Linked DNA regions of Homo sapiens: region 1 is linked to region 2. Evidence: chromatin loops called from intact Hi-C (ENCODE). Cell type or tissue: tibial artery. All regions are shown on one strand.

The links. Peaks named below come from ENCODE experiments on the same cell type or tissue, not always from the same donor. Only the 100,000 strongest peaks of a DNase experiment are listed, where the experiment ranks them.
Region 1: a loop joins it to region 2, with 5 times the contacts of the local background. A loop is called at or near these places in 21 of 110 quality-filtered maps.

What each region holds. Positions count from the first base shown.
Region 1 is chr20:8,758,723-8,761,222 of GRCh38, reverse strand. It overlaps PLCB1 (phospholipase C beta 1), which reads right to left. Exons shown (of 32, transcript NM_015192.4): 25 at 763-816. Among named protein-coding and RNA genes, the nearest start is that of RNU105B, 71 kb to the left of the region's middle. In tibial artery, a CTCF peak has its summit at 1,421 (motif pointing left); no DNase peak of the experiment used is centred here.
Region 2 is chr20:9,392,503-9,395,002 of GRCh38, reverse strand. PLCB4 (phospholipase C beta 4) reads right to left here. Exons shown (of 40, transcript NM_001377142.1): 18 at 1,325-1,415. Among named protein-coding and RNA genes, the nearest start is that of LAMP5, 120 kb to the left of the region's middle. In tibial artery, a CTCF peak has its summit at 1,520 (motif pointing right); no DNase peak of the experiment used is centred here; H3K27ac peaks cover 279 bases.

The DNA of each region.
Region 1 (2,500 bases), 630 kb after region 2:
CTACAGAATATGTTCTTTTGTGTCTGACTTTTTTCCTCAACATTATGCTTGAGTTTTATCCATGTTGTGTGTGACTTGAGTTTATTTATTCCTGCAGTTGCCTCCTGTTCCATGCTAGGAATTTATCACAATTTATTTACCTACCTTACAGCTGATGGACATTGGGTTGTTTCTAGATTTGGCCCTTACCAGTGGTGCTGCTTTTGGTGAACGTGTGTGTACATTTCTGTTGTATATTGAACCAAGTATTATAAACATTTTTAAGATTCCACTACATACTGCTAATTGTACTGCACAAAGCTTGTACCAATTTTAGTTCCACTAGTTTATGTGACTAACCAAATATAAAATAACTCCAAACTGTATCACAGTTCTTAAACACTGTGCATTTTATGCTCACAAATGGATCATATTCTGCATATCTAAAATATAGTTTATTATTGGCAATTTGGGAAGACAGGCATTCTTGTTCACTGGGTTACATTTCCAGCATGAAACTATTCTTTGATGCTGAAATAGCTATCTTGTGAAACTACATTATTTTTATGCCAGTAGGGTTCTAGCTACAAAGTATGGTTACTTCTCTGTGATTATATCATATCATGTAGACTAAACTAAAAGTGTATGTCTCTAGATTTTTTAGAAGAAGAAATATTAATGATGTTGTTTTTCAGATATGAATGGAAATTTCCTCTCCTCTAAATACTTCCACTGTGTAACACTGAGCTGCTTAATTCCATGGGGGGAAAGGGTGGCATTTACCTGTTAAGACACTCTGAATAAGATCTTCTGTTTTGGCAGGTGCCTTTACAGAACCTGTAATATAAAAGATAAAATAAATAGCCTCTTCAACTTTTTAAATTTTATTCTTCCTGTAAACAAACAAACATATTTGGGCCTTGAATCTAAATCTCTTTTCAGAGAAATGACAAATTGTGTGAGAAAATTCTTTATAAAAATTATTCTTAAAAAGTCTTCATTTGCAGCTTTGAGACAAACCTAATTAAATGTAACATTAGGCCAGGTGCAGTGGCTCATTCCTGTAATCCCGGCACTTTGGGAGGCCGAGGCAGGCGGATCACTTGAGGTCAGGAGTTCAAGACCAGCCTGGCAATATGGTGAAACCCTGTCTCTACTAAAAATACAAAAATTAGCGGAGCATGGTGGCGGGTACTTGTAATCCCAGCTACCTGGTTGGCTGAAGCAGAAGAATCACTTGAAGCCAGGAGGTGGAGTTTGCAGTGGACTGAGATCATGCCACTGCACTCCACCCTATGTGACAGATTGAGTGAAAGTCTGTCTCCAAAAAAAAAAAAAAAAAAAAAATGTGATATTATATGCCCCATTTATAACGAGAGAAAAGAGAAAAGACATCCACTTGGAACAAATTCAGTTTAGGCAATGCTATCGCCATCTTCTGGCTAAATCAGGAATGACAAGTGACCTTTTAAAAGTCAAACGCTGGGAGGCCAAGGTAGATGGATCAGCTGAGGTCAGGAGCTCGACACCAGCCTGACCAACATGGCGAAACCCCGTCTCTACTAAAAATATAAAATTAGCCGGGTGTGATGGTGCACGCCTGTAATCCCAGCTACTTGGGAGGCTGAGGCAGGAGAATCGCTTGAACCCAGGAGGCAGAGGTTGCAGTGAGCTGAGATCACACCATTGCACTCCAGCCTGGGCAACAAGAGCCAAACTCTGTCTCAAAATAAAATAAAGTAAAATAAAAATAAAAGTCAAATGTTGACCACTAGGCAGTAATAACTGTTACAGGAAAGATCCATTGGTGAATGTTAAAAATCAGTAAGCAAAAGTTTAAGGAAGAACAGGATATTTGCATAGTCTCAAAGTAGCTCTCCCAATATATCTAAGAGGGGAAAATAATAACTTTCAGTGGAGAAACCACCTTAACCAAGTGATCCCATATCATCAGTGATGAGACCCAGCAACATCATATATCCGTGATGTGATGCACTGAGAAAGGCGAGTATCACTTGCATGGTGCTCTTGTCAAAATGCATGCCCTCAACCTAATCATGGGGAAACATCGGACCAACCCAGACTGAGGGATGTTCAACAAAATAACTGACCAGAGTTCTTCCAAAGTACCAAGGTTATGAAAGACAGGAAAGACTGTGGGACTGCCATAGATTAAAGGAGACTAAAGAATCATGACAATAAAATACAATTTGGGATCCTGCGTTGGAATCTTGAACAGTAAAAGGACATTACTGTAGAAAGCAGGTTAGTCCAAATAAATTGTGCAGTTTAGGTCAGAGTATCATGCCAATGTTACTTTCCTGGTTTTGATGATTGCCCCATGATCCCGTGAGATGTTAACTTTAGGGGAAGAAGAGGTTATTTTTGCAATGTATTCTGTGCCATTTAAAAAATATTTTCTGTAAGTTCAATTATTCCAAAATATCAAGTTAAAAAAATTAAATGTGAAAATGCTAAATTCTCTTTTACTTTCAGGAACACATGACTATTTACTCACACA
Region 2 (2,500 bases):
AAAATGGGAAAACACATAGGGACAAACCACAAATAGTAATATGCAAAAAAGGAGTTATTGAAGACACACAAATAAAAAAACCCCTAAGGTACCAATTTTTTTCTATGAGTTGGACACACATTTAAAAATGGCCAACAGCCAGCATTAAGGATATTGGTGGGAAACAGGCACTCTCATATATGACTGGTGAAGAGTCTAAGGTGGTAGAACTTTCCTAAAAGAAAGCATAACAAACTATATCACAATATAAAATATATATACGTTTTGGCTGAATAACTCTAATTGCACCAATTGATTTCAAGGAGAGGGTTGCACAAACATACAAAATAACATTCAAGCATGTTTATAGTAGTGAAAATCCATCAACTTGGGACTCGTTACATCATGCTATAATAAATGCATACAATTCTATGTCATATATATTAAATTCTATATAGTGTTTCATACATTAGGATTAAAGTTAGTATGTAGATGTATATCCTGCTGATGTAAGTATACTTACTTGGTTAAATTTTAAAAATTTAAACTCAGTATCATTAATATGATCTCAGTCATGTTAAAAATGTGGGTATATATCTACACATGTACATTACGTACATGTGTCTATAGTATATGAATACGTGTATAATATATGTTAGTGCTGTTACTTTCTTACACTTTTCATTGTCTTGATTTTTCTATGGCATTATTGCTTTTGTAATAAAATAAACTGTCATTAACATAATTTAAAATTTTTCATTTAGAATACTTGGGGGGAAAATGAAGTGTAATCATGCCAATATTTGATACCATTAATTCACTGAACTAGGATATACTCTGAAAGAAAATATTTTCAAGGAAATCATCCTGGGAGAATAAAAGGAAACATGTTTATATAAAATCATTTGTCTCTAGATCTCTCTATTCACATATACACAGTCACACACTCATATGTACCTAGTATCCCTAGATAGGTATAGAGCACGGGGCAAACTGAAAAGGGAAACTTATGAGGACTTTAGAGTGTATAAAATTATAAAATGCTGGTTCCTTATATCTTGAGAAATTCTAAAATGCTTCTACTTTCCTCTCAATTTTCCTTGGGCCCTCTCCAAATTCTGGCATTTGAATATATAGATATGCTTTTCCTACTGCATGAATTAATTGATATGGAAATTAAATTTAAATGGAAATGTGGCAATCTTGCTCTGAAAAGTACCTGTAACATCACCCCTACACCCTTCCCCCAAAAATCAGTGGTTTTAAAATAAATTGAATTCTCAACAGCTGAAATGTCCACACATGTTATGTATGCTTCCATTATAAATGTGTGTGTTTCACTTACTTTTTTCAACTTCAGGTTTCAGCCGCTTGTTTTTTATGAGTATTTTTCTTTTGAGGTCATTGGGGGATGGCAAAGCCCTGCCTGGTTCAAGCTAGAGAGAAACAGAAAGAGCTGAATTAAGGAAGGGCTGTGCTTCTCCATTCTCCTTCCCAGTCCAGGAGGAGCCTGGGAGGCCTGGGAGTGATGCAACCCAACACCCACTAGATGGCAGGCGGCACAGCCTTCTGTTTTCACTCCCCAACCCAAATTAGCACACCCATTGAGCTTTTCCTTAGACTAGTGCTGCAAACTTGAAATCCACATAGTTTCCAGAGGTGTGCAGAGCTGCTCCAACCTCCCCAGTGGAGCAGGGGTCTGGCCTGGGATGTGCCGGGGAGGGGTTCCTGCTCCCCAGAGGGCCTTGCACCTTTTAAGTATCTGGTAAAGTGCAAGGGACAATTGTGATGGCTGGGTTCAGAATTAGCTTTCCCAAGTGAGAGGCCCCCCAGATCCCCCCAAGTGTCAGGCTGTATAGTAAGCCTGTCTGCTGAGTAGGCTGACCCAACCCTCAACACTTGAGATTGTGGTTTTGTGGTTTTGTAGGTTTGATAAGGGAATCAAGAAGGGAGTTGTTCCAATTCCTGGAATCTGAACTTGACTACAGCATCATTTGCTTAGATTTATATCTGCAAAGGAGGTGCCCCTGTATGCTATCACCTCTGGTCTACAGAACCGTCCTGTATCTAGTCTTCCATTCCCCATTCCTCCACCCATCTCTCTATATGCCCACCCACCCACCCCTCCACCCATCCATTCATTTTCAAAACTTGCTTTTATACTACTTATTATATGTAAGGCACTGTGCACTCATATGTCTGTCTTGCCTCAAATAAAACCCTTTGTTGAAATGCTGTTTCCTTCCAGCAGCGTGGTATAACTGGCCCATTCCCCAGTGATCTCTCTTGTACCAGGACACCTCCAACAAATAAAGCACCATACGCCATCTTCTTTTCTAGTTATGTGTTCACATTTGTGTCCTGCTCCCACTCCCAAGGTTGAAAGCTCTTTAGCTTTTGGAGCAGGTCTTATTCCCATTTATATTACCCATGCTTCCCCAGACACCTGTCCTGTATTCAAAGGAGAATAGGGTCTTGAGGCAGGGAATATAAGGCCTATTCATGCTGACTTCCTAGAACT